2 separate regions of the Homo sapiens genome follow, and region 2 is linked to region 1. Evidence: chromatin contacts called from ENCODE Hi-C or POLR2A ChIA-PET data. All regions are on one chromosome and are shown on one strand. Each heading gives the region's core, a stretch centred on a gene start or an enhancer-like site at or near the end of the contact. The rest is flanking DNA. Distances are from core to core; before and after follow the strand shown.

Region 1 (6,234 bases), core at 2,647-5,146:
AACCATCATTCTGGGCAAACTATCACAAGGACAGAAAACCAAACACCGCATGTTCTCACTCATAGGTGGGAATTGAACAATGAGAACACTTGGACACAGGGTGGGGAACATCACACACTGGGGCCTGTTGAGGGGTAGGGGGAGGGCGGAGGGATAGCCTTAGGAGATATACCTAATGTAAATGACAACGGGTACAGCACACCAACATGGCCCATGTATACATACGTAACAAACCTGCACGTTGTGCACATGTACCCTAGAACTTAAAGTATAATTAAAAAATTTAAAAATTAAAAATTAAAAAAATCACTTTAATGGGCAAAACTATTTTTGCAGTGTTCCCTCCATCTTCTGCTTCCCAATACCTGTGACAAGTCTTGACCACAAATACAGAGAGAGAAGTGTCAAAATAGGAAAGTCGAAATGAACAAATTAAACTGGAAAATTATATGATAAAATATTATTTATTTCCAAAAACTAAATCTGCTTTACACAATAAAGTGTTAAACAATAACAAAAACTTGACAAGTCATATATATCCCAATAGATTTTGTTCCATATGAATTAAAATTTAAACAATTATTAGATGCCTTTTTTTCTTTTCTTTTTTTTTTTTTTTTTTTTGGATACAGGGCCTTGCTCTGTTGCCCAGACTGGAGGGCAGTGGTGTGAACACAATTCAGCACAGCCTTGAGCTCCTGGACTCAAGGGATCGATCCTTCCGCCTCAGCTGCCCAAATAGGTAGGACCACAGGCGTGCACCACCATGCCTGGCTAATTTTTCAAATTTTTAGTAGAGATGGGTCTCACCATGTTGCCCAGACTGGTCTTGAACTCCGGGACTGAAGCAGTCCTCCCATCTCAGCCTCCCAAAGTGCTGGGATTACAGGCGTGAGCCACTGAGCCCAGCCTTGAAGTCTTTTCGTAACAATTGTAGAATATGAAACTAAAATCTAAAAATTAGGAAAATCTCAGAGAATACATTTTTTAAAAACACTGTTAAATCCTCCACATCCAAAAGGCTTTATGTAAAACACTTGTCTTTGTGATTCACACAAAAAGCGGATGCCAATTCCTTAACTGAACTGATGTGACAGGAGAAACTCAATGCTAGTATAGCTGTGAGTAAGAATGCTGATCTAATTCATGTCTTTATTAATTCCTTCTCATTTCAACTTTGTGAAAGAAGGAAAGAAGAAAGAGGGGAGAGAAGACTAAGCATGCCTACCCTGTTCCGTAGTATCTAACCCAGTGCCAGGAACAACAAAACACAAGTCATTTATAAGTGCTCAAAAACCTTAAGTCCTAATAAGAAAGAAAACTAATTTCCTAACATATATATGAGGAAACATATAAAGATACACTATACATTACAGTACAATCCATAAACAGGTTGAGAGAAACTGCCAGGTTTTAAAAGTGGCTCAATTTATCAGTGGGGTGACCTAGGCAAGTTACTTTACCTCTCTGTGCCTCAATTTCCTCATCTCTAAAATAGGATAAAGGTATCTTCATCACAAGGTTGTTGTGATCATTTACGACTCTTAGAAAAATTTCTACTGCCTCTATAGTAATAACTATGTACATATGTACACAATAAATATTAGTTGTCATTATTATTATAGAGTAGAAATAAATGGCTTAATTGAAGAAATTTTCATTGAGAAATAGTTCCAAAATTAATGTGCCAAGTCATTTATATCAACGGCTAAAGTTTTGTTTAGATTCAAGCAGTTAAGGAAGTGTAATGTGATTTAGAACACAGTTCTGGGGGCCAGGCATGGTGGCTCAAGCCTGCAATCCCAGCTTGGGAGGCCAAGGCAGGAGGATCACAAGGTCAAGAGATGGAGACCATCCTGACCAACATGGTGAAACCCCATCTCTACTAAAAATACAAAAATTAGCTGGGCGTGGTGGCACTCGCCTGTAGTCCCAGCTACTCGGGAGGCTGAGGCAGGAGAATGGCGTGTACCCGGGAGGCGGAGCTTGCAGTGAGCCGAGATCGCACCACTGCACTCCAGCCTGGGCGACAGAGCGAGACTCCGTCTCAAAAAAAAAAAAAAAGAATACAGTTTTGGGGATGACATATATATGCAGCCGCTTCATCCCTCTCCCTCCTGTACCAACCATTCCCCACTTCCATGGAAGCCTGGACACCTTATCAATCAATTAAGCTCCTGTGAGTTAAATTCTTAATGCTTAAAGACAAACAAAAAGCAAAGCATTATTAAGTTCAGCAAAGCAACCACTAATACAAAACTACAGTAAATGCTTTTATTTTAAAGTAAAACTCTAAAATTCACAATAGTGAATGAGGGTGGGCTGTGGGTCAGAACGAAAGAAGTGGAAGAAGTAAAAATAAAGGAAAATGGATGACAGGAGGAATATGAGACTTCAGAGAGCTGTGAAAAATTAATTCCTGGATATTCTTTCTCCTTGCTACAATTGTTAGGGCTTTTCTCACATATAACATATTACAGTAAATTACTGCAATATTTGAAACACTTATATCTTCATAAAATTCAGTTTCTGAAACTCTTGCCAGCTCCATTAATTTGTCACTTAAAAAGCAATTCGCAATTTAAAAAAGAAACATACACAAAATAAAGGCATTACATGGTACTGTGATTTATGGGTGATGTTTTTCTCCTGCCAGCAATAATGCCACACATTTGGAAGTTGCTTTTCCAGAGTCAATGAGAGACACCATCCACCTCCCACCACCATCCCTCTCCTTGGTTATTAAGAAAAAAACTGAGCCAGCCAGGATTCCTAATGATAGTTTTTTCTCCATGAGGCCAGCTGGCACTCGGGGAGCACCCTGCATTCTCAGCTCATCAGCACTTCCACTAAACTCCTGCAGATAAGGAGAAAATCTCCACTTAATTACTCATGGTTAAAACAAAACTAAGTATTTCCCTATTACCTACACCTACCGCCATACCTCCTCAAGTATTCTATACCAAGGGTGTGTCCCCAAGCAAGGAGTCTAGCTCCTCTCTTCTCTTACACCCCGTGAAGGCCTCTGGAGAATTATGCCTTCGGTTGGCAATTCTCTGAACTTGTCTGTTCAAGCCAGCACCTCCGCCGAGTGAAACCGAGCAACGTTTTTAAAACGAGCTTAAAGGGGGCCAGGTGTTATGCCCACGCCGTCTGAAGTTAACTGAACAAAGGTAATGATTTAAGACGTTTACAATGCACTAATTATGAATTAATTAAATCCCTTAGTGAGGGTGCGGCACTCAGAAAAAAAAACCCTCCAGCTTAATGCCCTCTATTTTTTAGAAAGGAGGGGAGGGGTCTCTAAAATCAAAAATTTTAATTTCCACGTGCTAAAAAACCTATCAGAATGCTGATTTTGAAAGGAAGATATATGTCTTATATTAGTTACACATAACTGCATAGAAACAAAACTGGAGGCATATAGACTGCTTTAGTGTAAATATAAATACATATGATATCCATATACAAGATTTTTTTTTTTAACCACACCCTCCTTGGGTGGCTTCCCAGGCTCTCTCGGGCCAAACAGCGTCACGTCGTCCGGCGGCCCACTGGGTGGGGGTCCGGGCTGTCACCCCGACTCCAGCGGCAGGGAACGCTGCATCGCGGTCGCCCCCCGGCAGGCGGGCGCTCTGAATCCCCCAGGTTACCCCTCCCCGGGCCCGCCCAGCCCTGCCCTGCCCAGCAGCCTCGCAGGCCGCGGCCCGGCCTCTCCACGACCCCTGCGCCGCCTGCCCGACCCTAGCGGGCGGCGGCGTGCGGACCCAGCCCGGTAGGGGTAGGGCGGGGCAGCTAGGCAGACGCGGGTCCCAGACTCACCATGGCCGAAGAGCCGCGAGCGAGCCCACAGCCCGAAGTCACACGGCGCCGGCGACGCCCGTTGTCCTGGTGACGCCAGCCAGGCGCCCCGCCCCGTCCCCAAGGTGGGCTCGGAGGCGGCCATTGGTGGTCGGCGAGCACGTGACCCGCAGGGGCGGTGCCCTTTGGACCGCCCACCCCTCGCCCCCGGCCCTGGAACTGGGCCTCTTCGCCTCTCCCACTTCGTATCTGGTCCATCCTCTCAGTCTGATCACCTTGATGTCCCTCACCTGACAGATTACCCAGCCGCAGACTGCCCAGCTGAAAGAGACCATGGATTTTTTTTTTTTTAAAAAAAACGTTATACAGGTAATGCATGATTATTGAAAACATTTTAAATTACCAATAACAAGAATTTAAAAGGATAAAACGACACTCACCCCAGCACCTGAAGTAGCTACTGCTCAGATTCCATTCTATCTGCTTCAAGCTTCCAATGAGTTGTTATAATATACTGTATTCTTAAAAATGGTGGCAAACCATAGGTAACTGTTTTATAATCTACTTTTTTAGATTAAAAATGATTATCTTGGGGCCAGGCGCAGTGGCTCACGCCTGTAGTCCCAGCACTTTGGGAGGCCGAGGCGGGCGGATCACGAGGTCAGGAGATCAAGACCATCCTGGCTAACACGATGAAACCCCATCTCTACTAAAAATACAAAAAATTAGCCAGGCATGGTGGGGGACGCCTGTAGTCCCAGCTACTCGGCAGGCTGAGGCAGGAGAATGGCGTGAACCCGGGAGGTGGAGCTTGCAGTGAGCTGAGATCACACCACTGCACTCCAGCCTGGGCGACAGAGCAAGACTCCGTCTCAAAAAAAAAAAAAAAATTATTATCTTTGCATACCACTTAATGGAATAGCATTCTATGCATGTTGTCTAATTCATTAAATCAACTGGCAATTTGTTGAATGTTTTTAATATGGTTGAAGGGAACTCTAGATATCCTGAAATCTAGTCCATTAACTCTATGAAGAAGGACCCAGTGCGATGGGACACTTGTAGTTCCAGCACTTTGGGAGGCTGAAGCAGGAGGATTGCTTGAGGCCAGGAGTTTGAGACCAGCCTGGGCAACATAGCAAGACCCTGACTCGAAAGAAAGAAAGAGTGAGAAAGGCCGGGCGCGGTGGCTCACGCCTGTAATCCCAGCACTTTGGGAGGCCGAGGCCCATGGATCAAGGGGTCAGGAGATTGAGACTATCCTGGCTAACACGGTGAAACCCCGTCTCTACTAAAAATACAAAAAATTAGCCGGCATGGTGGCGGGTGCCTGTAGTCCCAGCTACTTGGAGGCTGAGCCAGGAGAATGGCGTGAACCCAGGAGGTGAAGCTTGCAGTGAGCCAAGATCGTGCCACTGCACTCCAGCCTGGGCAACAGAGTGAGACTCTGTCTCAAAAAAAAAAAAAAAAAGAAAGAAATAGAGAGGGAGGGAAGGAAGGAAGGAAGGAAGGAAGGAGTGAGTTTTGGTGTGTTAGAAGCAGAAAAAAATGACAAAATAAAAACAACAACAAAAAAAGTTACAAAAAAGAGAAAAAGAATTTTAAAGTGTAAAAAAAAATCTGTGAAGAAGAATCATATTCAACAGCTGACCTGACATCTCCCCCGGAGTGCCTAATAGACATCACAACGTAATATGGCCCTAATTAACCTCTTGATCCAAGTTTCTTACTCCCCAGTCTTCTCAAAGCGAAAGTCCCTACTATCCCCTTGATTGTTAAGACAAAAACCTAGGAATTGTCCCTGATTCCGCTGTTTCCTCACACCTCACTTCCAGTCCATTATCACATATTCTTGACTCCACCTTAAATTCTCAATCTATCCACTCTACAACATCTCCACCTCACAACCACTATTGTCTCACCCAAATTCATCTCCATATGTGCTATGATTTGAATGTTTGTGTCCCCTTCAAACTTTATATGAAAACATATAAAATGTGACAGTTTTAGGAAGAGGACCTCAAGGAGGGGAGTAGGCCGTGAGAGCTCTGTCCTCATGAATGGGATTAATGCCCTTATAAGAGAGCCTGAGGGAGTGAATTCAGCCCCTTTTTGCCTTTTCATCCCTTCTGCCAGGTGAGGACACAGCAATCCTCCAGAGGATGCAGCAACAAGACACCATCTTGGAAGCAGAGCAGCCCTCACCAGACACCAAATCGGCCAGCCCATTGATCTTAGACTTCCCAGCCTCCAGAACTATGAAAAATAAATTTCTTTTGTTTATAAATTACACAGTCCTGTGGTATTTTGTTATAGCAGCACAAGTGGACTATGACCCCATGTCTTCCCTCCTGCATCCTACACAATAGCAGCATTTTCAGTGGCTTCTCATAGCACTTAAAAAAAAATACAGGCCGGGCAAGGTGGCTCACG
Region 2 (5,905 bases), core at 3,166-5,665, 90 kb after region 1:
TATGAACATTGACAACAGACAGATCAACAGGGAAAAAAAGGTATACTAGGCCGGGTGCAGTGGCTCACGCCTGTAATCCCAGCACTTTGGGAGGCCGAGGCGGGTGGATCATGAGGTCAGGAGATCAAGACCATCCTGGCTAACACGGTGAAACCTTGTCTCTACTAAAAAATACAAAAAATTAGCCAGGCGTGGTGGCAGGCACCTGTAGTCCCAGCTACTTGGGAGGCTGAGGCTGGAGAATGGCTTAAACCCAGGAGGTGGAGCTTGTAGTGAGCCGAGATCATGCCACTGCACTCCAGCCTGGGTGACAGAGCAAGACTCCATCTCAAAAAAAAAAAACAAAGTATACTAATTTATTATATGCACAGGGCATCACAGGAAAGAAAAGTAAATACCCAAAACCCAGTAAGATTTAGGAGCTTATATATACTCTATGAAGAGGGTGAAGAGGGTACATAATATGCTCTATGAAGAAGGTATATAAGCTCCTAAATCTTACTGGACTTTGGATATTCACAGTGGAATTTGATGGGCTGGGGTGGGGGAATGTAGACAATTTAGGGGAGATTAAATGATTTTGGAGAGAGATGAATGAGCCCTCAGAAAAGTGGGTGTAACAAAGTCTGTCTAGGTCCTCTGCTGTGATAGGAGTAAATCTTCTCTGCTTAATGAAATTCCTGGGGAGGGGATTCATGACAACTGAGTTCCTTTTGGAGGATCTGTCATCAGGCAGACAAGGGAAGCCCAGAGAAAGCCTCTGCCTGCATCTTCTGTCCCCCAAGTGCCCTCAGTTTGAAGTAATCAGCATGCCAAACAGAGTTGTATATTTTTGGGTGGCATTTCCTGAACTCCCTCAGTATAAAGGTATGTTACAATGTTCATTATTTAGTAAGGAAGAAATAGAAACAAAGTTAATGTCCCACCCTAGGGGGCCCATTATGGTAAATCCATACAAATGGAATAATATATAGTCATTTACAATAAATTTTTAAAATACAAATATTTGTTGATAAGGAGAAAATTTCACAATATAATGTTAAATTAACAAGCTACAAACTAAAATGGTTATATCGTATTATAGCATAGTGCTGTGCATATGTATTTGTGTGTATGTGTGAAAAACTGAAGGAGTAAAAACCACGTTAAAAATATATCCCTGGAACAAAAATGATCTTCGCCAGCATTAAGAAGAAGGCAGAAAGGGCAGACTTGATAGCTTATCTCAAAAAAGCTGCTAACGAGTACTAATTGGCCATTGCTTATTTATTACAAAACAGAAATGTCTTATGACTTTTTTATGTGTACCATAATTTAATGAATCTCATATACCAGAATTTAGATCATGAGTGACTGATGAATATTTTTGTTGGGCAGTCCTGATTTAACTAAGACTGACTGGCTTGTGGTTAAATGAGTACGTTCAGTTTTTTGAATTTGAATAGTAATTCCAATCCAGTAAATGCTGTCACTATTCCCCTTTTAAAGATATGACTGGACTTCACTAGTAGGGTCAACTTTTCGCAAAGATGGTGAATGTCATCTTAAAATCTATTGGAGATTGGTTTTATATATAGATTTATATAACTGGTTATGGGAATATATTTAAATACTGGGGAAATTCCTTCATTGTCTCAGAACCAAGCAAGACTCACTTGTGTTTTGTATTCATCTGCATCTTAAAGGCAAAGGCTGAAGATAAGCTAGCAATGTGTACTTTATATTTTTGGTCTTAACTATGCCAATCTAATTAGAATTCCCTGTATCTAAAATGGTTCTTTTTACTTACTGAAAGGCATTTTAGTGTGATTTATGTGTAATATCAAATACAGAACATTTAACACTTCTCAAAACAAAAACAATGGTTGTCATTGGTGAGGGTAAAGGAAAAATTTGATTTTTTTCCTAAAGCTTTCTTATATAATTGAGATATTTTAAAGCAAATCCAGGACATTATATCATTTCATTCTAGAATTTTTTTTTTTTTTTTTTTTTTTTTGAGAAGGAGAGTCTCGCTCCACCCACCGGGCTGGAGTGCAGTAGCGTGATCTCAGCTCACTGCAACCTCCGCCTCCCGGGTTCAAGCGATTCTCCTGCCTCAGTCCCCGAGTAGCTGGGACTACAGGCGTGCGCCGCCACATCCAGGTAATTTTTGTATTTTTAGTACAGACGGGGTTTCACCATATTGGTCAGGCTGGTCTTGAACTGTTGACCTCGTGATCCACCCACCTCAGCCTCCCAAAGTGCTGGGATTACAGGTGTGAGCCACCACGCCCAGCCGGCTAGAATATTTTTTAAATAAGTTTTTAGGAGGAGAAACTCAAGGAGTACTATCATGTAGATTTCCATGTATTAGTAATTGATTTAGAGTTATTGGTTGATTGACGCAGGGTTTATTTGCATATGAACTTGCCTACATCTTGCAAATACTATATTGCTTCCCTGGTAGAATCCCTACAAGTTGGAAATCACTATCTTAAGGCATGAAGTATCCATTGGGAGAGGTTGTGAATAATTTTCAACCACTTATACCTCATGCTGAATAAATTACAGATTTTTCTAAGGGGAGGTATTTTTTAAATTAACTTAGTTCATTAAGGTATAATTTACATCAGCAAAATGCACAGATCTAAAGTTGACAAGTTTTGACAAATGTATACACCTGTGTAATCAACACCCAGTCATGATATAGAACATTTTCTTCACCCCAGAAAGTTCCCTGGAGTCCTTTTCCAATAATCTTCTGCCCCTCCCTACTCCAGCAGAGCCAGAGGCCCATCTCTATTCCAATTCTTATCACCACATATAGGTTTTGCCTGTTTTTGAGGATAGGTTTTTGATCCACAGCAGCAGTTCTCCAAGGGTGGTCCTTGTACCAGCAGTCTCAACATTACCTAGGAACTTTCAAGAAATACAAATTTTGGGGCCTCAGCTACAGAGTCAGAAACTCAAAAGGAGGGCCAGATGTATTTTTACAAACCTTCCAGGTGATTCTGATGCATGTTCATCTTTGAGAACCACTGATGTAGAGGAGTGTAAGAACTAACTGTTCTTGGGGAGGACAATGCTGGTTGTGTGTTGTGGAGTGAGTGGGAGGGAGCTAGCAGGGGGCCCTAAAGACACATAGCTTGGGTAACACCAAAAGGAAGGAGGAAAGATCAGGCATTTGTTTCAGAATTTTACATTTTTGTCTTGCAAAGTAATAATTGAGTTTTGCAGGCTCTTCTTTAAAATTTCAAAGGTCAAGATGAAAGTCAACAATTTATCAGAATAAAAGCATCAACTTTCATATGAGTTCTAAATTCTTTGTGGAAACACTGGTTATCAGAAGCTTTGATTGGCAGGCAAATGTGCCCTTTTAAATTGAAAAATGAGTGAAATAAATGTGCTTATGAATAAACATTTGGTTGATAGACAGAATCTTTTATAAAATCTTCTTTTCTTGGAAGGAAAAATAATAGATATATCTCTTGATGTTGAAATGGTTGAAACCCAGGTCCTAAATCTGTGTTCACAAACCACAATTTCTATCTACAGAATAATCGAGAAGCAGTATCAAGGACAAAAAACCAAACACTGCATGTTCTCACTCATAGGTGGGAATTGAACAATGAGAACACATGGACACAGGAAGGGGAACATCACACACCGGGGCCTGTTGTGGGGTGGGGGGAGGGGGGAAGGATAGCATTAGGAGATATACCTAACGTTAAATGACGAGTTAATGGGTGCAGCACACCAACATGGCACATGTATACATATGTAACAAACCTGCATGTTGTGCACATGTACCCTAAAACTTAAAGTATAAAAAAAAAAAAAAGACTGTTAGTACACTTACCAAATGTTAAGTTTCCCTAGAGAGGAGAAGAAGGTCCAGGTATATAGCCAGCTGTTTTCCATAGCTCCCTTGTGAGGTTCAAGATGAGAAGATTGGTGAAAGGAACTAATTCAAGTTGCACCTGGATATGAGTGGTGTTTTTGGCACGCACTTGGTTGTGTTAACGCATAGCACTGTTGTACTGGAGCTTCTGAATCACACCAGCTCAGAAGTGTGTTTCCTGTCTTGAATGTTTGCGGGAAATCCAGAAACATATGGTGTATGTACCTAGACTCTCAGCAGCATTATTGCGGTTTTCCTGAGCCAGATTCTAGCCCATATCGTTTTGAAAATTAATTCTGAAGAAGATCTTATGAGTCTGGTGGGATCTGAGTTTAGCCTGAAGTTCCTCCTTCTCTACTTCCAAAACAGTTTCCCTGTGTTCCTTAGATAGATTTATGTGAGACTGAAAGTATTAATCAGTCCTTTCATAGTGTTTGCTGAACAGCCTTCCAGTAGATCCTGGTGGAAGAAAACAGTGGGGCATCCAGCATGAGTCATGGGCAGCTGAGAAAGGTGGAAAGTCCAGGCCTTTTGCCTTTGAGATACCAGCTGGAATTTGGTCCAGCCTGACATAACTGAGGTGGATGACTTTGGTTCATTCTTCACCTACATGATTCTCCCCTACTCACCCTGCGGAGGATGCATCTGAATTTGTGGCAAGGGTTTCAGATAACTGCTTGTCCCGAATTGCCATATAGGTGAAATAAGCACTTGATCTCCTAGGCTCCTTGACTCAGAGAGTCAAGGTAGTTTTGGTCAAAATGTGTCACTCTGTGCTGTCTTCCTGAAGTACAGCCACACACTTCTTCATTCAAAATCTCTCTCATATAAAAGGATATGCATAGCAATGAGCGTCTTTAAGAAAGTGCTGACCGGGCGTGGTGGCTCACACCTGTAATCCCAGGACTTTGGGAGGCCGAGGCGGGCAGGTCACGAGGTCAAGAGATCAAGACCATCCTGGCCAACATGGTGAAACCCTGTCTGTACTAAAAATACAAAAATTAGCTGGGCATGGTGGCACGCGCCTGTAGTCCCAGCTGCTCAGGAGGCTGAGGCAGGAGAATCGCTTGAACCGGGGAGGCGGAGGTTGCAGTGAGCCAAGATCACACCACTGCACTCCATCCAGCCTGGTGACAGAATGAGACTCTGTCTCAAAAAAAAAAAAGAAAGAAAGGAAAGTGCTACCAAACTACAAGCTGCGAGGCCAGTCAGGGTGGCTTAAAGCACAAGTCGTATTTTTTATTATTTTCTATTTTCATCATTTCTCAGTCTATCTTCTTTTTTTTTTCTTTTGAGACACAGTCTTGCTCTGTCACCCAGGCTGGAGTGCAGTGGCGCAATCTCGGCTCACTGCAAGCTCCACCTCCCGGGTTCACGCCATTCTCCTGCCTCAGCCTCCCGAGTAGCTGGGACTACAGGCGCCTGCCACCACGCCCAGCTAATTTTTTGTATTTTAGTAGAGACAGGGTTTCACCGTGTTAGCCAGGATGGTCTCAATCTCCTGACCTCATGATCCGCCCGCCTTGGCCTCCCAAAGTCTATCTTCTTTTAAGCAATATGCTTCTTAGGTAACTTGACTGCCTAAAGACTAAAGGAAAACAACCTGTAAAATTAGAAGAGGAAATTTGAATTTGAATTTTTTTTAATTGTAACATTACTTTGATGCAGCAGTTCCACTTCTAGAGGTCTATCCTAAAGAAATAAGATAGGTACAAAAATGTGCATTTGAGACTGTTCATTGAAGCATTATTTATAATCATGAAAAGTTGGAACCAACATAAATATCTGTCTAATGATTAAATAATGTCTGCTACCAAAGATTGAAGTAGATTATAGTATTAATGTGGAAAGAGCTGTAATATTTAAAGAAAAAAAGAAAAAGACTTCTGGTTTCTGGCCCAGCATGTCAGGAGTTTAGAAGTTACTGCTCCATCATAACAAGTAAAAAGCTGAACAAACTGACACATCCACAGCTCTTCTTAGATCCATCAGCAAAGTGAGGTCACAGGGCAAACTGCTGTC

What was found. Hi-C counts contacts between places; a loop is a spot of excess contacts on that map. ChIA-PET counts read pairs that join two places held with the same protein, here RNA polymerase II (POLR2A).
Region 2: a map of HepG2 shows a loop between it and region 1 (2.2-fold over the local background). The contact joins the enhancer-like site here to the promoter of FBXL2 in region 1. A Hi-C loop is called at or near these places in 1 of 168 maps with a recorded cell type or tissue (HepG2). POLR2A ChIA-PET finds 5 or more read pairs at or near these places in 2 of 52 experiments (MCF 10A and Panc1).

The regions. Positions count from the first base shown.
Region 1 is chr3:33,275,104-33,281,337 of GRCh38, reverse strand. It overlaps FBXL2 (F-box and leucine rich repeat protein 2), which reads right to left and starts at 3,896. Exons shown (of 15, transcript NM_012157.5): 1 at 3,823-3,896. The coding sequence starts at 3,825. LOC124909362 (a long non-coding RNA gene) reads left to right here and starts at 3,984. Exons shown (of 2, transcript XR_007095861.1): 1 at 3,984-4,170; 2 at 5,938-6,091. RefSeq lists silencers at 3,626-3,805, 3,774-3,941, 4,006-4,075.
Region 2 is chr3:33,185,573-33,191,477 of GRCh38, reverse strand. All of the region lies in intron 3 of SUSD5 (sushi domain containing 5), which reads left to right. Among named protein-coding and RNA genes, the nearest start is that of SUSD5, 30 kb to the left of the region's middle. RefSeq lists an enhancer at 4,207-4,501. Within about 2 kb of position 4,415, at least 2 of the 41 ENCODE cell types and tissues checked have a DNase peak (open chromatin) inside an H3K27ac peak, as active enhancers do.